Regions from separate parts of the Homo sapiens genome. Here all the other regions are linked to region 3. A link is a loop called in an ENCODE intact Hi-C map of the cell type or tissue named here. Cell type or tissue: IMR-90. All regions are shown on one strand. Each heading gives the region's core, and the rest is flanking DNA. Links, peaks and the distances in the headings are about the cores only.

Evidence for each region. Peaks named below come from ENCODE experiments on the same cell type or tissue, not always from the same donor. Only the 100,000 strongest peaks of a DNase experiment are listed, where the experiment ranks them.
Region 1: a loop joins it to region 3, with 6 times the contacts of the local background. A loop is called at or near these places in 103 of 110 quality-filtered maps.
Region 2: it touches region 3 in a loop (2.5-fold over the local background); 13 of 110 quality-filtered maps call a loop at or near these places.

Annotation. Positions count from the first base shown.
Region 1 is chr9:131,324,079-131,331,204 of GRCh38, reverse strand. It overlaps LOC105376299 (a long non-coding RNA gene), which reads right to left and starts at 6,335. Exons shown (of 4, transcript XR_001746959.3): 1 at 5,566-6,335. RefSeq lists an enhancer at 124-1,078. In IMR-90, for the core only: no CTCF peak of the experiment used is centred there; a DNase peak (open chromatin) is centred at 3,994; H3K27ac peaks cover 312 bases.
Region 2 is chr9:131,225,467-131,232,592 of GRCh38, reverse strand. It overlaps NUP214 (nucleoporin 214), which reads right to left. Exons shown (of 36, transcript NM_005085.4): 33 at 4,262-4,433; 34 at 1,824-1,963; 35 at 285-309. Among named protein-coding and RNA genes, the nearest start is that of FAM78A, 47 kb to the left of the region's middle. RefSeq lists enhancers at 3,787-4,785, 4,786-5,785. In IMR-90, for the core only: no CTCF peak of the experiment used is centred there; a DNase peak (open chromatin) is centred at 3,402.
Region 3 is chr9:131,174,937-131,182,062 of GRCh38, reverse strand. It overlaps NUP214 (nucleoporin 214), which reads right to left. Exons shown (of 36, transcript NM_005085.4): 23 at 6,442-6,603; 24 at 3,653-3,752. Among named protein-coding and RNA genes, the nearest start is that of NUP214, 53 kb to the right of the region's middle. In IMR-90, for the core only: a CTCF peak has its summit at 3,591 (motif pointing left); DNase peaks (open chromatin) are centred at 1,422, 2,222 and 3,592; H3K27ac peaks cover 1,589 bases.

The DNA.
Region 1 (7,126 bases), core at 930-5,929, 150 kb before region 3:
GCTGGGGTGAGGGTAGGTGGGGACAGGGACAACTGGTTCTTAGGAAGCCAAGAGAGCTCGTGTTTGCTCCCAGGAGCCTGGATGTGGCTGGTGAAGGTGGCTGGGGGTTTAGCCAGAGGCTGGAGGATTCTTCTGGGGAGGGTCTCAAAGCACCTTCCCCCGTGTGGCCTGCTCTCCCCAGGCTCAGCCAGCACCTGCCACGGGGGAGGACTCCAGCTGGTGAAAGAATAAACGAGCCAGAATGCAGGCCTGAAGGCTCAGGCTTTCTTTTTTTTTTTTGAGATGGAATCTCGCTCGTCACCAGGCTGGAGTGAAGTGGTGTGATCTCGGCTCACTGCAACCTCCGCCTCCCGGGTTCAAGCGATTCTCCTGCCTCAGCCTTCCGAGTAGCTGGGACTACAGGCGCGCACCACCATGCTTGGCTAATTTTTGTATTTTTAGTAGAGACAGGGTTTCACCATGTTGGCCAGGATGGTCTCGATCTCCTGACCTCGTGATCCACCCGCCTCGGCCTCCCAAAGTGCTGAGATTACAGGTGTGAGCCACTACTCAGCCTGGGTTTTCTTATTTTGTAGAAAATCCATTTCCCTCGTGCAATACTTGATGAGTCAGGCTTGATAGTGGGTGGTTGAGGATTTGGAGACACAAATCAGGTGGCTGGGTTGGATGTTGGAAAAGTCAGTAAGCTTTGCTGAGTCTCAATTTTCTCATCCTTAATGATAGATATTGGAAGCTCTTTCTTCATGTGGCAGTGTGTGTCAAGGGCTTAGTATAGAGCTGGCCCTGGTGGGTACTGCTGAAACTCTCTCTGTGGGCCACATACACGCACACGCACACACACACACAGTCACACTCACACATACACACACTTAGCACTAATTAAACAGCAGGTGGCCAGGCATGGTGCCTCATGCCTGTAATCCCAGCACTTTGGGAGGCCGAGGTGGGCGGATTGCTTGAGCTCAGGAGTTCGAGACCTTCCCTGAAAACCCCATCTCTACCAAAAATACAAAAAATTAGCCAGGCACGGTGGCGCATGTCTGTGGTCCCAGCTACTCTGGAGGCTGAGGTTGGAGGATCACTTGAGCTCAGGAGATGGAGGTTGCAGTGAGCCGAGATTGCATCATTGCACTCCAGCCTGGGTGACACAGTGAGACCCTATCTCAATAAATAAGTAAATGAATAAACAGCAGGCATAGCCAGTCTCTTTACATGGATAAGCACACTCAATCCTCATCAGCACTCTGAGAACAAGATACAGTTGTTATTCCCATGGTACAGATGAAGAAACCGAGGCTTAGATGAATGAAATCACTTGTCTAGGGTCACACCAGCCTAAGCAGAAGAACAGGGTTGGATCCCAGGCTGTTTGACCTCAACATGTGCATTCTTGGTGCCACATTTTCATGCCTTCAAATGGATTCATGAACCACTCATGGCCAAGGCAAGATGCAAAGAGCAGCCTGTGCCATGCCCTCCAAGGTCCCCCTGATCACAGAGGAGCTTGCCAGACCCTGTGTAGACTCCACTTCCCTTTGCACAAACCCTCGAGCCTGGAGCCTTGTCTTTCCAGCCGTTGGTAAACCAGAAGCAGCAGACGGGGAAGGTGGTGCCGGCTCAGCCCAGCGAGGCACGCAGAGGCCACAGCACCACATACTTCTGAGGGTCTGGGAGCAAGGCTGGTGCAGGGAGGCTTTTGAGGGGGACCGGGAGGACTCTAGAAACAAAGCCAGCCACGCCCCTCAGCTTGGGGGGAAACAGCTCCCGACACATCACCAGCCCCTAAGGTGTCACAGCAGAGTCACCCAACAGTGAGAAGCCTGGGAAACAGCGGAGGGGCACCGGCTTTGAGTTGCACATGAGTGGCTCAGATTTCAGTGCTTCAGGGGCCTCAGCTTTTGAGTCATGACTGTGGGAGCCCTGAGGGACACACCTGCTCCCTCCACCTGACCCGGGATGAGCATATTTTTTGAAGCATTGTTGGTCTTACGGAAAGGAGAGTTCATGGAAACGGCCCCCTCCCCAATTCAAACAGGAGATAAATCAAGAAATGTGAGCCGCTCCACAGTGGCTGAAGAAGAAAGCGTGGGTGGTCAGGTGCTGGGCACAGAGGTGGGATCTGGGCCCAGGGCAGTGGCCAACCAAAGGTCCTGAGAGGAGGAAACTGGTCTGGCCTGGCAGGTATCAGTGGGCTGGGAGGTCAGAGGCCAGGTTCCCACAGCAACACCGCCACAGGCGTGGTGGGCATGGTGGCGTGCGTCTGTGATCCCAGCTACTCAAGAGGCTGAGGTGGGAGAATCACCTGAGCCCCAGAAGTCGAGGCTGCAGTGAGCTGAGATTGTGCCACTGCACTCCAGCCTGGGTGACAGAGCGAGACCCTGTCTCAAAACAAAAACCAAAAAACTGGCTGGGTACTGTGGCTCACGCCTGTAATCCCAGCACTTTGGGAGGCTGAGGCAGGTGAACTGCTTGAGCTGACGAGTTTGAGACCAGCCTGGGCAACATGGCAAAATGCCGTCTCTACAAAAATTGCAAAAATTAGCTGGGTGTGGTGGTGCATGCCTGTAGTCCCAGCTACGTGGGAGGCAAGACGGGAGGATTGCTTGAGCCCAGGAGGCAGAAATTGCAGTGAGCTGTGTCATGCCACTGCACTCCAGCCTAAGTGACAGAACTAGACCTTGTCTCAAAACAAAAACCAAAAAACTGGTTGGGCATGGGGGCTCATGCCTGTAATCCCAGCACTTTGGGAGGCTGAGGCGGGTGAATTGCTTGAGCTCACAAGTTCGAGACCAGCCTGGGCAACATGGCAAAACGCTGTCTCTACAAAAATTGCAAAAGTTAGCTGGGTGTGGTGGCGCATGCCTGTAGTCCCAGCTACGCGGGAGGCAAGATGGGAGGATTGCTTGAGCCCAGGAGGCAGAAGTTGTAGTGAGCTGTGTCACGCCACTGCACTCCAGCCTGAGTGGCAGAACTAGACCCTGTCTCAAACAAAACAAAACAAACAAAAAACCCAAAAATTAGCCAGGCATGGTGGTGCATGCCTGTCGTCCCAGGCACAGAGGGGACTGAAGTGGGAGGTGGAGGCTGCAGTGAGCTGTGATTGCACCATCGCACTCCAGCCTGGGTGGCAGACTGAGACCCTGTCTGTAAATCAATAAGTAAGAGATTCAGAGACTGGGTAGGAAAAAAAAATTCCAGATTGATGAAGCTTAAAAGAGATCTGCACACACACAAAAAGAGAGCTCACCAAAAATTTAAGGATCCAAAAAGGTTAAAAATAATTTTCAGAGACATAGTTTCACCATGTTGCCCAGGCTGCTCTCCAACTCCTGAGTTTAAGTGATCTGCCCGTTTAACCTCCCAAAATGCTGGGATTACAGGCGTGAGTTACCACGCCTAGCCTATCTATCTATCTATCTATCTATCTATCTATCTATCTATTATATATATATATAAAAAGATATAAAGATATATTTTGATATGAGGCAAAGTTGTCTTATACTTTAAAAGCATTATCAATAATAGAAAGGGTGGGGCCAGGCATGGTGGTTCACACCAAGTAATCCCAGCACTTTGGGATGCTGAGGTGGGAGGTCTGCTTGAGGCCAGGAGTTTGAGACCAGCCTGGGCAACACAGTGAAACTCCTGTCTCTAAAAAAATGAAAAAAAAAAAATTAGCCTGGAATGGTGGCATGCTCGTGTAACCCTAGCTACCTGGGAGGCTGAAGTGGGAGGAACATTTGAGTCAAGGAGTTTGAGGCTGCAGTGGGCTGTGATGGTGCAACTGCACTCCAGCCTGGGTGACAGAGCAAGACTCCGTCTCAAAAAAAAAAAAAAAGAAAAGTCTATCAGTGTTACTTATCGTATTAACTGATGAAAGGAGGAAAAACTACAGGATCATTTTAATAGATGCTGAGGAAGTATTTTTAGAAGTTCACATAAATTTGTGATTAAGCCTCTTGGCAAGTCGGAAATGGGAGGATAAACATTAGCAGCATTCCTTCTGAGACTGGAAACAAGAATGTTCTGTTTGCTATTATCACTTCTGTTCAACAGAGTATTGGAGCTTCCACTCTAACATTAAGACTAGAAAAAATAAATTCGAAACATAAGGATTGGGAAAGAGAAAATAAAACACATTATTTTCAGATACTACCAGCTATATGGAACCCCAGAGGGAGAGTTTGGCAAGATACCTAGATATAAGAAAAATATACAAAAACTAATTTCATTTCTGTATACCAGGAAGAAACAATTGGAAAATATCCTTGAAAAAAAAAGGATAATGTTCACAAGAGTATGAAAATTATAATAAGTACCTAAGAATAAGTATAATGAAACGTAGGCAAGAATTAGGCAGGCAATTATACCTCCACCTCCTGGGTTCAAGCAATTCTCTGCCTCAGCCTCCTGAGTAGCTGGGATTACAGACGCCTGCCACCACGGCTGGCTAATTTTTTTGTATTTTTAGTAGAGACGAGGTTTCACCATCTTGACCAGGCTGGTCTTGAACTCCTGACCTCGTGATCCACCCACCTCGGCCTCCCAAAGTGCTGGGATTACAGGCATGAGCCACCACGCCCGGCCGAGATAACCCATTCTTAAGGACAGGAAAGCCTGATATTACAGAGATGTCAGTTCTTCATAAACTGATCTAGAGACTCAATGTAGCTTCTCGGGAGGCTGAGGTCAGGGGATTGCTTGAGCCCAGGAGTTTGAGATTGCAGTGAACTAGGATCGTGTCACTGCACTCCAGCAGGGGTGACAGGGGGAGACCTCATCTCTTAAAAAAAAAAAGCACAAAAAACCATCTTTTTTTTTTTTTTTTTTGAGACGGAGTCTCACTCTGTTGCCCAGGCTGGAGTGCAGTGGCGCAATCTCGGCTCACTGCAAGCTCCGCCTCCCGGGTTCACGCCATTCTCCTGCCTCAGCCTCCCGAGTAGCTGGGACTACAGGCGCCCGCCACCACACCCAGCTAATTTTTTGTATTTTTAGTAGAGACGGGGTTTCACCTTGGTCTTGATCTCCTGACCTCATGATCCACCCACCTCGGCCTCCCAAAGTGCTGGGATTACAGGCGTGAGCCAAAAAAACCATCTTAAAAGCAAACACCTAAAGCAGCATGGCTCATTAATGAGAGTTGTGATGACCCAAAGATTATGATTAATCCACTTCTGGACCTCTGTGGTCTCTTAGCAAGAATTGCAGCTCAGCCACCTCCTGACTCTGCTTAGCGAGCCGAGATGATAACAGCCCACTTGGAGAGTTCGGGGAAGTGTCAACAATGGCCTAGTGGGCTCCCATCAGTGGGAGCTATTCTTACTGTGCTTTGTGCAGGGACTTGAAGCCAGAATGCAAGGGGCCACTGGGCTTTCCCCTTTCCTGGGTGTGGAGTGGGGAACAGCCCGTTACCCCATGAGCCCTCTGAGTCCCACCCTGGTTAAAGCTCATACACTTCATTTCCACAGCCATTTGCAGAGAGCAACCCACCTGCACTCAGCTGTGCTGGTTACAAGTAACCGAAGCCCAGCTCCAACTCTGCAGCCAAAAAGGGAAAGGACTCACCCACTTGAGATGTCCAAGGCTTGAGTCCAGGGATTGAGACGCTGGTCTAGTTGGTTCCTCCCATTTCAGAGAGACCGAAAACCGAAGCTCAGAGAGGTCAAGAGAATTGCCCAAAGTCACACAGACGCCAGTGGGAGGCTGATGCCCCAGCTGGCTCTGCTGACTCCAAAGCCTGGGTTTGGGTTCATCTGCAGGAGGAAACACAGCTGAGTCAAAAGCCCAGTGACTCGGTGGCAGCGCATGTCTTCCAGGAACAGAACAAACACAAGCCCATATCTGCAGGCGAGCCTTGCCTCGGCCTCCACAGCGCGGGTGGTAGAGTCAGGCGCCCCAGGCCCCTGAAAACCAGGACGCAGTCCCGTGGCCCGTCTCTCCCAAGAAACAGAATCCTAGCCGGACCCCGTGCCTGCTGGGCGTGGAGTGGAATGTTGCAGCTGCTTGGGTTTGGGGCAGGAAGGAAGGGGAGATGGAACAAGGTTGAGGGTCTCCGTTCCCCCTGGAGTGCATGGAGGCTTCCTCCTTCTCCCCTTTGAGATCTCAACACAACCCCCCACGTAGATTTTGAATGTGATCATTGAAGAGTGAGGGGCTGCTGATCCCTCCCGTGAGAGACCTGACCTGGCCCCTCTTGGCAAAGCTATCCAGGAACCAGGTCAGAGGCAGAAGGACCTTTGCCCTACAAACTACCCCATCCTTTCCCGGACTCAGAGCCTTGGGCTATACCTGGATGGATTCCCTTGGCCTTTCCACCTGAGGGGCCTGGAGGTTAGGTTGATTCTTGTTTTTTGTTTTTTTGAGACAGAGTCTTGCTCTGTCACCCAGGCTGGAGTGCAGTGGTGCATTCATGGCTCACTGCAGCCTCAACTTCCTGGGTTCAAGCAATCCTCCTACCTCAGCCTCCTGAGTAGCTGGGACTGTAGGTGCATGCCGCCATGCTGGGCTATGTTTTGATTTTTAGTAGAAATGGGGTCTTGCCATGTTGCTCATGCTGGGGTGCAGTGGCACCATCATGGCTGACTGCAGCTGCATGATCTTGCTATGAGTCTAATTATATTTCCCAGGCTGGTCTTGAACTCCTGGACTCAAGGGACCCTCCGGCTTTGGCCCCCTAAAGTGCTGGGATCATAGGTGTGAGCTGGCTTACCTGGCCCAGGATTGATTCTTTTTTTTTTTTTTTTTGAGACGGAGTCTCGCTCTGTTGCCCAGGCTGGAGTACAGTGGTAGGATCACGGCTCACTGCAAGCTTCGCCTCCCGGGTTCATGCCATTCTCCTGCCTCAGCCTCCCGAGTAGCTGGGACTACAGGCACCCGCCACCACGCCCGGCTAATTTTTTTGTACTTTTAGTAGAGACGGGGTTTCACCGTGTTAGCCAGGATGATCTCGATCTCCTGACCTCGTGATCCACCCTCCTCAGCCTCCCAAAGTGCGGGGATTACAGGCATGAGGCACCGTGCCCGGCTCCAGGATCGATTCTTAACTTTGGCTGTACTGAAATCACCTGGGAAGCTTGGAAAACAATCCCCGTGAGGAGCCCACGCCCCACACCAATTACACCCAAAC
Region 2 (7,126 bases), core at 1,101-6,100, 50 kb before region 3:
TCTCCTCAGCGCTGCCCTCAGGCCCAGCTCACTGGCAGGCGTGCTCTTTTCTCTTTGAACCACGCCTCTTAAGAAGGCGAGGCCTGGCACCTCCTGCCATATTGCTACAGAGAAGAGCAAGTCCACAAAACCCAAACCCTGCTGCTGAACCCCCACACTTCCAGGACAAACTCTAAAAACAGGAAAAAACGAAAAGAAAATGCACAAATCCAGCAAGATCCACACACTTCCAACCTTATTTAATGCTTTTAATTAAGGTGAGACTCAAAAAGGGGGATACTTACGAGTTATTTGACCCAAAGCTGAACCCTGAAAAGCAGAATAAGAGTGAAGTTAAAGCACGCATCCACTCGAAAGACAAAGGTGGTCCCCATGCTAAGTGTCTGCCCTCCTCTGTGCTTCTTGTGGGAAGCCCTCCGTGCCTCCACCACCTACAGGAAGGCAGGAAAGGTACACACAGAAGCCCCTTTATTCTGAGTTTGTCCTCTGGAGCTACTCAGATCCCCCAGAAGGCAGAAAAAATCCTTTACTTTTTATGAGTTATCTTCTTGGTATTTTAGGGTTCTTCCTCCCTCCTCGGCCCCAGCTGTAGGCAGAGGGTCTCTGGCTTGGCCTCTCAGCTGTACTGGACCACATAGATCCATTCATTAGGAAAACCTTTTTTTTTTTTTTTTTTTTTTGCTGTTGTTGTTTTTCCATCCATTTGCTTCCTCTTCTTTTTGGGGGCCAGAGAAGCAAGATGGCTGGATTCTAGGCCTGGTTCTACTGCTAACTGCTAACACTTAGTTCCTTGGAGTTTCTGTTTCTTCACGGGTACAATTGTAATGATACCTAAATTCTGTGCCTTGTCAGTTTACTGCAAGAACAAAATGGAAGACACATATTCTGCCATCTGAAGAAGCAGAGTGTTAAACAAATGCAAGATGTTTTGTGAAGTTTCTATGCCTTTTTTTTTTTTTTTGAGTCTGCTGGCTTAGATTTTTTAAACCAAGGCCTAGTAAGACCATTATTATTTTGGGCTTCTCAAATCCTGAGAGGAAATCAAGACAGTAATTTCTTTGGTAAGAAATGACACAGTGTTCTAAGTCTAACTAAAACCTAAAAAAAAATATATATGCCAGGTGCTGTAATCCCAGCACTCTGGGAGGCCGAGGTGGGTGGATCATGAGGTCAGGAGATGGAGACCATCCTGGCTAACACAGTGAAACCCCATCTCTACTAAAAACACAAAAAATTAGCCGGGCCTGGTGGCGGGCGCCTGTAGACCCAGCTACTCAAAGGCTGAGGCAGGAGAATGGCGTGAACCCGGGAGGCGGAGTTTATAGTGAGCCGAGATTGTGCCACTGCACTCCATCCTGGGCAACAGAGCGAGACTCCGTCTCAAAAATATATATATATATATATGTTTCAACCACTTTCAGTATGTTACATATTTATTTATTTTGAGACAGGGTCTCATTCTGTCACCCAGGCTGGAGTGCAGTGGTGCAATCACAGCTCACTGCAGCGCTCAAGTGATCCTCCTGCTTCAGCCTCCCGAGTAGCTGGGACCACAGGTGTGTGCCACCATGTCTGGCGAATTTTAACATTTTTTGTAGAGAATGGAGTCTTGCCATGTTGCCCAGGCTAGTCTCAAACTCCTGGGCTCAAGTGATCCTCCTGCCTTGGTCTCCCAAAGTGCTGGGATTACAGGCGTGAACCACGTGCCCAGTCAGCTTTTAAAATACTAAACAGACTGGTCAGGTAAAACATACTCATTTCTTTGGGGGAGAAGGCAAGAGGGACCCATTTTGCTTGTGAGGGGAGAACTTGTGGCAGCTTACCTCCTGTGCCTGATCCAAAACCAGAGAATCCGCTACTCTGGGTCCCAAAACCAGAAGTCTGTTGGGACAGTGATCCGAAAGTGGGGGCATTCTGACTCGCGAGCGTGCCGAAGGATGTGGTGTTGCTGCTGCTCCCAAACCTGCGCTCCAGTGAGAAACAGACTGAGGTCAGTGGGGCCTCTCACCACTTGCCCATCTGCAAGCCTCAGCCCCCTGCTGTAAGTCCCAATACACACGACACTCATGATCCAGGGTGACAGGCTGGGCCTAACTAGCAGCCTTTCAGAGAGAATGAGCTATCGCCCAGGGCCAACTTTTATCTCTGCTCTAGGAAGAAAAATGGCAGGACTACAGTATGAAATCCAACCTGGCCAGTGTTTTAGTTTCCATCCCCCATTGGAACACCAGGGCATTTGGGAACTATGCAGTACACAGTTCCTGCTCTACCTCCAACAATCCTTAAGCTTTATTCTATCATTTTAGCATTTCTCACTTACCGACCATTCCCCCACATCCTGCTCCCATTTATTTATCTTCAGCTCCTCTTGGGATCTTGATTCTATTTACTTTTTCCAAGTCATTTCATTCAGGATTTTGTATTTGCTTCCTGAATCAATAATTACTACCCAAACCAATGTAAAAGTGGCCACTATTTTCCTTCCCCTGCTCGCCCCACCTGGAGACAATCCCCTGTGCCCCCTCACTCAGTTCTCCCTCCAGATATGGTCCAGCACACAAGGTGGCACTGTGTGACCTATCAGAGCCCCTTGAATTGTTTGCAGAGGAACTCGGCTGGGTTGGGGAGAGCTTCTGGGGTCTGGAGGTGACTAGGTGAGGGAAACGGATCAGTGGTTTCTGGGAGAAGGGGCAGCACCTGGGGGCAAGAATCAACCCCAAAGCAAGAAAAAGTATCTAAAACTCTGCCTTCCCACCATTCTATTCACTTTTAATGGTGAGGTCAAGGCTCTTTCCATACAAAGGTGGCCAAGGGATCTGCTCTCATTGGACTTTCTCCCAGGAGCGGCCTGCTCCCTTCCTCCTCCTGCCTTGGGCCTCATCAGCAACAGCCTGCCCTTCAGGGTCGGAGACAGGCTCATGGCCAGGGACCTGGAAGAAGGTAATGGGCTCTTATGGAGATTTAATAACTGACCTGGCATTAACCTTTTTTAGGACTGACTAACCAGCCAATCGGGATTTGTGTGAGAGCCGCCCCAAGGCAGAATATACTTTTCTACTAGTAAAGAAAACAGCTGGTTTCAAATAAATAAATCAATTCACAAGATACCCAGCCAACCCAAACCTTCTACCAACTCTGTGGTACTGTGTGCTGGTTCATCACTGCAGAGAACAGCATCCATTAAGACCTCTGAGAATACCAGCCTAAGTGGGTCTCTAACTGTCCTTTCAAAGCTTTCCTTAACTTTAATTCTTGGGGTTTCCTGAGGGCAAACCTAAGGCATCAGTCTCCCGTGAAACAGGAGAAGCAGCACGCCAACCCTCTCACTCCTGCTGCTGCGCTCCAGCATCTTGCACGGAGGGGAAGGGTGTGAGTAAGAACATACTATAGTTTATTTTCAAGATAAAGATGCTGTCATCTTGCCAAGACTCAGATCCAAGTATCTCAACAATTCCCCTAGACAAAATCATCTCCCCTCCCCCAAACCTTCAGCTCATGCTGAGCCCAGTACTGCGGCAAGAGGCGTTTTAGAACTCCTTTCAGGCATCGACACCTCCTTTGAACAAGAGACTTGGTAGTCATCCCGTGTACATTTTTTAAATTGGGATGTTGTGGTGTGGTGAAGGTTTTTTTCCCTTGGGGTTTTGGCAACCACACTGAAATTCTGCCCTTAAAAGCGACTCCCTAAAAATGGCCTTTTCCAGTGCAGACGCACACGAGGCAATGAGAGCAGCTTCGAAATCCCTGATCATCCAGGATCTTCCCACGGGAGGACCTGTGCAACTGAATACTCACTCTGGGGGGCTGCAGGGGAGCAGGGGACACAGGGAGTTGTTTGTTCAAGGACAACGGGTCTAACACAGAATAATCCCAAGAGGAAAGAATCTGGTGAAAACCATTCATTGAGGACTTCCTAACAGAAGCTCCACACCGGGGCACCTCTTGGCTACAAAGCAGTAGTTAAGGCAGGGCTGGTGCCTTCCTTTAGCCCCAGCAGGAGAACAGGGGCTCTGATGACCAGCATTTCTCATACCAGGGAACAGCAACACAGCTGAGGTCCACCATGAATTCAACAAAGCCTGGCTTGAACGAAATGAGTCTTACCCTGGAGAGGTACAGGAATCCTTGAGGGAGTTGTTCACAAATTTCAAGGGAGGGGCCTTCACCTCATGGTCAAATTTCTTTTCAGAGCAAGAGTACAGGCCCCTAGTGCTTTTTGGCTGGCGTGTGGGTTCCCAAGGGCCCTCCCCAGGGGGCTTACCCGAATCCTCCTGCGCTGGCAGCTGCAGTGCCCTCTCCGAACACTTTGCCTCCCGTCGAGCCCAGAGGGCTTGTAAAGGCTGGGGCTGAACCGAATGCTGGCACCCCTCCAAACCCAGGGGATCCCCCAAAAGTAGGAGGGCTGCCAAACACTGGAGCAGCACCGAAGCCACCTGAGCAAAACAGAGGCAAACAAACAGAAATAGGGAGAAAGAAAGGAGGAGACAGGAAGAGAAGACATTGAGCAATGAGAAACCAAATCAAAATAGGAAGAAAAAAGGGAAAAGAGGATGTTAGCAATTCAAATGCAAGAACTAGAGTAAAGGGCAACACCCCCCCTCCCCCCCGCCCTTCTATCAAGAAAATAGTAATGAAAACAACAAAACAAAAGCCCTCAAACCAAACCACTCCCCTCCATTCCTAGCAGAGGGCTCTGGGGTCCACTCAGGAGAGCTCCTGCAGACCCTGTGAAGTCACTGTGAAGCCGTGTGAGCAGACCTCCAAGAGCCCACTCGGTGCACCTTCCACCCCTCCCAGGTCCTCTGAGCTGTTTGGAGTGAAAAACCATTCTCAAAAACTCCAATCCCTACCTAGCTGACAAAAGATGACAGACTATATTACTTATCAGTACACAGGCAAGACATCCAGCTTCATAGAAACCCAAATTATAAAATCAGAGGCTCAAAACCTCCTCTCAGGGAGAATCCCTGAATTGGGTCATAGCAGAGACAGAGACGTGTATGCTGGCGCCCAGCCAGGTGCTTTTTATTTATTTACAGCCTGATGGCTCCTACGTCTCTCATCAGAGTCTCCCTTTCTCTCGCTCAGTGGAGGTTTGTTTTTTTTTTTTTAAATGCTTTTTTCCTGCAGTCTGGAATTACTTCCCAATGAAAAAACACACCAAATTTCTTCTTTGGAGGCAGGCTGCTGCATAAATCTAATAAAATAATAAGTCAACAGTGAGGACAGCCCTAGAGTTCAGATGCCTTCTGCAACGTTGCCAACACTGCTGCCCAGTGGGCTCAGGCTGCCAGAGGGCAGCACCACACAGGTGGCCACACAGACAAGGGTCAGGTCACGCACAGGGCACCCTACTCTGATTGCTGGTGATGCCTGTCAGGCAGGAAGACAAAACATCCTCTCCTGAGCTATTCCTGATGCGGGTTCCCAAACTTCCAAGATACTGCTGAAATCATTCTAAAGTATTAGAATAGACACTCAGTGAGTGTCTTCTTGAATGAATGGAATAGAATGGCATAAGAAATGTGCTCTAACTGGGAGCACCCTCTAAAGGGAGTACTTCTTAAGGTGAGTGTTGGCCTATGAACTGCGTGCTAGCGGGAGTAATGGTGGCCTAGCGACAAGCCTTTTCTCCCCTTTCAGAAAGTCAATCTGTTGTTAGAGGGATGAAATCCAGACTTCTTATTGTTTATGTAATCACAACACAAGCTTCTGCCATCTGAATCAGGAAAGATCAAATCCTGGGTATGAAAAGTTGTCAGCTGAATCCCTCAGTTAACTGTTATTTTGTGATTCACTCATGTGCCTATTTGCCATTAACAGTGGTAGGCTGCACAACTGAGAAGATACTTTTTTGCTAAGGCTCGTGTTTGGGTTAACATTCCGCATGTTAAAACACTGAGTGAAATTCCAAGCCATGATAATGGAGACTGTTGGGTTATAAATATAACAGACTGGAAAAAAAAAAGTGCTAAAAAACCCTTACAGTTGAATTATTTAAGACTGATCACAGATCTAGTTACACTTTCTTCCTAGACATGCAGGGCGCTATCTAGTACCTTGTATCAATATTGCTTAGACTTCTTGGTGGAAGGTGAGTGAAAAATGGGAAGTCATGATGATACAGAAAATAAACTGGACAGGGGAGGGGTGGCGGTTAAATATACACAGAGAGAAAAAGCCCCCAAACAACACACCTGGGTCACAGCCAAATTAAACAGGAAGAAAACAGTCACTCTGGCTTAAAGAGGCAACTCTCTCCTGATGGCAGGAGGGGTTTGATTTTATCAGTTGCCGTATTTTCATAAATTTCTTCTCCAGAAGAAACAAATTTTCTAATAATCAATGATGATAAACTTTCTGATTTATTGAGGGCCCACTATATGCCAGGTGCTTCACAGCAGTTTTCTTAAATCTTCCCAATAAGCCTGGGATCCTTACATCACAGGGGAGGAAACTGAGACTTAGAGAATATGCCACTTGTCCCAACTTCAGCCAGCTGATGGGTGCTAGAGCTGGGACTGGAACAAGGTCTGTGCGACTCAAACGCCCACCTCTCATCTTCCCCATCATTCATCCCCTGCCTGCCTCCCTCCAAATCTAACACTTTAGCGAGACAGCAGGGTGTAGACCACTGACCATGGTGGGCAGCAAGGCCATCTTCAGTCCATCCCACCTTCCTCCTGTCCTCTCCCCGGATGACCTCCAGCAGGATAATTTTATAATGCAATTTTACTGAAGGGAGGATAGATACTTTTGGAATTTTTCAAAGACCCATCCAAATCATCAACTTAAAATCTCTCTTAAAGCAAAAAGTGCCCTGATGCCTGGACAGGAAGGCAGTTCCTCTATTCACAGCAGCCCTTCCTTCTGCTCGGGACTTCCAGTCCCCTCTTTCAATAGAAAAAGCTCTCCCAGAACCAATACGAGTTCTGCAGCAGAGAGATGAAGTCCTGAAACATGAGGGGGAGTGGCCTTTCCCCTGCCCTCACTTTGATGTTTATGGTTACTAGTTCACTCATCTTATGTATCTGAAAGATAGTTGTTCTCTATTCGAGGCCTCAATCTAAGTATTAGTTTCATGGGGCAAATAAGTACTTACTATGAAAAGTTGGGGCATACATTT
Region 3 (7,126 bases), core at 851-5,850:
AAGATATGTTGTGGTGCTGGGACAACTGGATATCCACATTCAAAACAATGAAGTTGGATCTCTACTTCACACCATTTACAAAAATTAACTCCAAATGGATCAGAGACCTAGATATAAGAGCTAAAACCACATAACTCTTCAAAGAAAACATCGGTGTAAATCTTTATGACCTTGGATTAGGCAATGGTTTCTTACATGTGACACCTAAAGCACAAGCAACAAAAGAAAAAATAGATAAACTGGACTAAATTTTCGTGTCAAAGGACACAACAAGAAAGTGAAAAACAACTCAAAGAATGGGAGAAAATATTTGCAAATCATATGCTTGATGAGAGACTTGAATACAGATTATATAAAGAAACTTAGAGCTCAAAAATAAAAAGACAACCTAATTTTAAAATGGAGCAAAGGAACTAAATAGATATTTCTCCAAAGATACAACTGGCCAATAAGCACGTGAAAAGATGCTCAATATCACCAGCCATTAGGGAAATGCAAATCAAAACCACTGATAGTGTGAGATACCATTTTATACCACTAGGATGACTATAACCAAAAAGATAGTCAATAATGAGTGTTGGTGAGGATGTGGAGAAGCTGGAACCCCCATACATTGCTGTTGGGAATGAAAAATGGTGCAGCACCTCTGTAAACCAGTTTGAGCTATGTAATCCAGCGATTCCACTCCTACATACATACCCAAAAGAACTGAAAGCAGGGACTCAAACAGACACTGTCCACCAACAGTCTTTCCTGACCTACTCCCCCAGCATTCTTCCTCTTGTTCCCTCTACTCTCGTCACCAGAGGTCCCCCCTGACTCGCTCTTCAACTTGTAGACACGCTCCTGCTACAGGCCCTGTGCTTGGAGCTTTCTTCCGAGATATTAATGAGACCTGCTGTGTGGCCTTTCTCTCTTCATTCAAAGGTCACCTTCCTGAGAAGGCCTTCCCTGGCCACCCTATTTAAAATTATAACCCATGTTCAGACAATACTCTCTAACCTTTCCCCCGCTTTAATTTTCTCCATCACACCATATCACCATCTAATATATTACATATTTTACTTATTTATTTTGATTATTGTTTGTCTCTCCAAACAATCAGTCTGTTAGTTTTTTTGGTCTATTTTGTTAACAACAAAACAGGTAGTTTATCTCCAGCTCCTAAGAATACTGTGTGGCATACAACAAATGCTCATTAAGTATTTGTTGAAAGAATGAATAAATGAATGAATGCACACCAAAATAAGTGTTTGTGTAATTGGCAGTTTCCCGGCTGTCTTCTTGTTTGGTTTGTCTTATTCAACTACCCTATCTCTAGTACCCAGGGCAGTATCATGCTCACAGCAGACGCTGTGTAAGAATCTGCTGAATCAAGCGATGGAGCACTGCAAAGGAATTTGAATAGCTGTGGGTTGGCGCCAGATAAACACTCTTCCAACGAACTGAATGGATGAGGCCAATGAACATAAAGTACACCAATGGCAGAAATATGTAAGCTCATCCTATGATGAATCTTCTGTAGATACCACTGAGAAAAAGCTAACTGCAAAATTAAATACTTAAAATACACTTAGGAAACTACTGTTTAAAAGAATCTGTTCCACGAGAGCTGGCTGAAAATAATTTTAAAAATAAAACATAAAAGAATCTGAAAGCAAGTCATTTTACAATGAACATATTCTCTCGATCTTTCCTGGGGAGGGGTGGCAGTAAACACCAATTTTCACTTTTCAATTTATGTTTGGAGTAGAGTTTACCTATTATTCAATAAATGATTATTGAAAGGAATGCTTCTACATTTCAGGCACCATGCTGGGCATACACATGAAATAATTATACCAGAGTCTAATTCTGTGGAGAATGGAACAGAAAGTTTCTTCAAGATTTCTTAAGTTGTCTGAGATTTTTTGTCAGAAAGAGTAGACTCAAAATTACTCCTTGAACAAACCCTTCATCAAAGATCAGCTCAGATGAACCATTTAGGGAAATGAAGCTTGAGAAAAGGAGAAGTGGAATCTCCAAAAGGTGCTTCTCATACATGGTTAGCACCTAATATATCTCAGAAACACTAGACAATACTTCCTGTACCATATGCTGAGTTTTCCCATCTTATGTAACATTCTGCCTTGCCTTCCCTATGCTGGGAATCTGGCTACAATTCCCAAACTCTAATGCATAGTTCTTTCCCTTGAAAAGCTTGCAACAACCACAAATACCATCTTGGTCTAAACAGCATACCAAGGCTCCGAGGTCACTACAAAATAGTAATAGAGAAGGCTTGTTTTTTGGCTGTTAGTATGGCCCTGAGATAACTAAAAATTCCTCAAACAAGCAGTGTTGATAAACAGAACAACATGGAAAAAAAGAGGCCAGCGGACCAGTGAGGCAGGGCCACTTGAGAGAGGGAAAACAGAACCGTGGGCAGATCTGCTCTGTGCAATGGCAGAGGGTGGGCACGCTGTGGAGAACCACAAGGTCTATGGCTGCCCTTCTTGCTGCTAGACTAATCATGGGTACCAGACACTAACTCCCTGAAATCTGATACTAGTCCTCAAGATCCCCATGTTCCAAGTGAGGAAATGTCCCTCAACTCTTCCCTTTGCCACAGGGGATGGTGGTTGGTCTAAAGGGATCACAGTCACAAAATATGCAGGGCAAAGCAGGGCACAGGCATGTTCTGCGAACCTGCCCAGGGCAGCGGGAGGGAGTCAGCACCCTGAATTCCGAACACAGATGAGGACTAAAGACAAATGAGCTAGGCTGGGCACAGTGGCTCCTGCCTATAATCACAGCACTTTGTGAGGATGAGGTGAGAGGATCACTTGAGCCCAGAAATTTGAGACCAGCCTGGGGTGACATGGCAAAAACTCCATCTCTACAAAAAATTAAAAAATTAGCTGGGTGTGGTGTCATGTGCCTGTAGTCCCAGCAGCTACTTGGGAGGCAGATATGGGAGCATGGCTTGGGCCCAGAAGGTTAAGGCTACAGTGTGCCATGATCGTACTGCACTCTGCACTCCAGTCTGGGCAAGAGTGAGACCTTGTCTAAGAAAAAACAAAAAACAAAAAACAACAACAACAACAACAACAAAACCACCACCACCACCAAAAAAACAAGTGAGCTCCACCAGCAACAATCCAGCCCTCAAACATGGCATGGCAGAGAAGCTAAAGTCTCCAAACAGAGGTGCTGTCTTTTATACAAAAGCAAAAGAAATGGGAAGAACAGAAATGCCTGGAGAAGGGAAGTGAGGGAGGAGAGTGTCACCCTTGAGATTACAGTTTCCAGAATCAAGTCTGCATGAGACCCAAAGCATCAACTCTGGAACCCCTAGGGCATTAAAAAAAAAAAAAAAATCAACCTGCACACCTAATGTGTACCACACAGAGACTTACACATGGCAAACAGAAACTGAGCATACAGCATCAAGACAAACTTTAAAAGTTTGTGAGGCAACTGTCACCGGCCAGTTAAAAAGGACAGTCTCCTGAAAATGCATTGTGTAGGCAGGCTTAGCCGCCACCCCCCTTATAACCTAAGGCGGTGCAGGAAAACCAGACTGTGACAGTGGCACTGCTGCTCCCTGCAGGCAGTCCACCGCTACTACAGAAGCAGCCAGGGGCTGAAACACACTGCAGTCAGAACATACCCCATGGCTGTAGAAGGGGTTGCAGGGTTATTCTTCAATTCCTGCACATTTACCACTTGAGGGACATTCTTCAACGTTGATTCAGTCAAAGTGTTTACAGCTAATTTAAACAGAGAAGAGAGAACACCATATTAATTCCAGCAAAGGATAAAAAGTTCTAGCCACATATAAATGAAAAACCAAGACATGAGCCCAAGCAGATTAGAGCCTTATCATGTGAAGGAAATCTACTCTAGGTAGTTCTTGCAGCATTGTGTTCAAAGGAACACCTGGCCTACTCCATTAACACAGGTGATGGAACAAGGCTTCCTGTAACTGAATCGAATGTACTAGAGTAGGGGAAAAGAATTCTCTGGCCAGCTTTTCTACACAGAGCTGAGACACCTGCCACACTGCTGGTCTGTCCTGGAAAAGGGCAGCTTGAGCTAGAGGATTAACAGCATCTAGACTCAGGATTTCTGCCACTCATTCACTGTCTTTCTTTAACATGGGCTTATTATGTGCCAGGCTCTGTGTTAGGGGCTGCGAATACAAAATGTATCTATAGTTTCTTCTCTAAAGAAACTCATGGCCTAGTGAGACAGAAAGGCATAATGAATAAAATGTGGAAAATGGAGCTTGGACAATAATGGGAGAAGAGACTAAGAGGCATATATCTGACACCTCCTCATCAGCTTTCGTCTTATAATTGTAAATTGTATCCCAAAAGACTTAATGACATTCTATAATTAGCAATTAAGGAAGCCTGAGCAAAGCTTGTGGCTCATTACTAACTGCATCACTGGCCAAGGTGAAAGTGGTTATCACAAGCAGAATGACAGACCTGTAGTTAATTCTCTTTTATTCCCTCTTTCAAAGAAGTGACCAGAACATCTTGCCCACGACTGCACATCTTTCATATTTCATATTCAAAGGTGCCTATACCTTAGAAATTTTTGCATCCAACATGATAATACAGATCACACCACCTTCTGCTGAGTGGAACAATCCTCAATCCTAATAGATTTTAACGTTTTACAGATCATTGACTTGATCAACTTGATTTCAGGCCTGTTCAGCACAATGGCAAGATTCTACCTGGTCCAAGTAATATTTAAAGAGATCAAAGAATTCTATTTTTAGAAAGCCCAAAGGTACCTCAAAAGTTATCTTTGTTTTGTTCTTCAATATATATGTTAGATGTCTTAATAAAGGTTTTAATATTTGAATTTTTCTTTACAATCTTTTGACTTATCACTGTTTAATGTTAGTTCTTTTTTCCTAAATCAAACTATTATGTCTTTTTAGTCTTTAAAAAAAACTCTAAATTGATAAGTGTTGTAAGCAGTGATACATCTAAAAAATAATTTTACTCAGCTAAAATGAAAATATTTGGCTTATATCTGTTTCTTGACCCTGGCACTACTGACATTTTGGGGCTAGATAACCCTTTGTTGTGGGGGTGTCTTATGCATTTTAAAGATTTTTTTTTTGCAGCATTCCTGGCCTCTACCCACTAAATGCCAGCAACACTGCCAACTGTTTCAGGGGTGGAGGACAGGGAAGTGGGGGCAGCCTCTAGTTGAGAACTACTAGCTTATAAAACTGATAACTAGTGATAACTGAAGTCCTTGAGACCAACTACGCAGACTGTAAAATCCTAATGTACAATGTACATTAACGTAGAAAGTAGTAGAAAGTTTGGGATAATGACAAGCCACTGACGAAATGTTAAGTGCTAACTGACTTATTAGCGCTTCCTTCTGTAAAAGTTAAATTTTACAATGTTAAAAAAAAAGCTTTGGTCAGGAGCAGTGGCTCATGCCTATAATCCCAGCACTTTGGGAGGTAGAGGCGGGTGGATCACTTGAGCCCAGGAGTTTGAGACCAGCTTGGATAACATGGTGAAATCCTGTCTCTACAAAAATTTTTTAAATATTTGCCTGGTGTAGTGGTGCATGCCTGTAGTCCTAGCTATCCAGGAGGCTGAGGTGGGAAGGTCACCTGGGTTCGGGAGATCACGGAGGCTGCAGCGAGCCGTGATCGCACCAGTGTCCTTCAGCCTAGGCAACACAGTGAGACCCTGTCTCAAAAGAAAAAAAAAAAAAGCTTCATGCAAGATATAGTTGGAGAAGAAAAAATGCTCAACTGAAAAAGAGCAGAGGGTTAGAGTCTGGGTTCTGCTACTTATTGGTGGGATAACCTTCACCTCTCTGAACTTCAGATTACTCAAACACAAAATGGTCATTCTTTTTGTTTGTTTGTGTTTGTTTTGTTTTAGAGATGAGGTCTCACTATGTTGCCTAGGGTGGTCTCAAACTCCTGGCCTCAAGTGATCCTCCCACCTCAGCCTCCCAAAGTGCTGGGATTACAGGCATGAGTCACTATGCCCAGCCAAAATAGCCATTCAAATACCTACCTCTTGGGGTAGCTGCAATCTGTAAGATACTAAGAGATGACGCTAGTGTTATTCGATGATCGAATTTCAAAGGTTATAATTTTAGGGCTCTAAGCAGACATTATTCAAAAGTAGGATTAGCAATTTTGTTTAAAAAAAAAAACAAACCCCACTGATTTCCACCTTAACTAAATGTGGCAGTTCTAATCCCTCCCCTTAAAAGCAAAGATTTTCAGACCTAGTCTCTGCTTTCTTAGAACTCTCTCCACAAAGGGGAGAGGGCTGTCACATCAATCTTCTCTTCTGAAGGGCACCAAAGAGCGCCCACTGTTTCTTGCCACCTGCTGTCCTGGCCTGTGACTCAGACAGCTCATAATCAGCCTCTGTACAGGTATGGGGCTACAGCTTTTACCTGGTGCCTGACTGGCCATCTGCCGCCTGAGTGCTGCTGCGGCAGCTGCCTGCGGGGCTGAGATGGGGTGGGAAGGACTAGGTGCACCATGTTTCACGGTTTTCGTGGCAAGCATTGTGCTATCGGCCCCTTGAGGAATAATTTTGCTAGCAGATGTAGCCACTAAGAGGAAAAGAAAAATTAAGTGTGAGTGGGTGAGAGAACAGGAAAATACAAAAGGTTAAATTGGTAAATTCTTTATGTTCGACTGCAGGGAAAATGCTAAAATTAGCGTTAACATAGAAAAGTACCAGTAAACTAACAGGCTGGCATCTATATCTTTCAGTTATCGCATGAAATTTGCCTACCCACCTCTACTAAGATACATCATCATTTCCTGATACTGATTGAGATACAACTTTTATACCAACATAGACCAATTCCCTGATCCCCTCTCACAAATTCTCTTCATTCTAGTACCTAACACTGGTATTTTTCTCTGCTGGAAGTCACTTTGATGCAAAGCCCTGACACTGTACTGAAAGTGTGGGGGCACAACACCTGTCAGTACAGTGAGCCAATACTGACCACAAGCATCAGAGCTGGTGAGTTCTGAGGCAGAATATGCCACAAGTCAGGCTGAAATGAGCCAGGATTTAAAAGATATGAGTGTGGATGTTGCTTTATAACTGAAGCAAACAGCCCC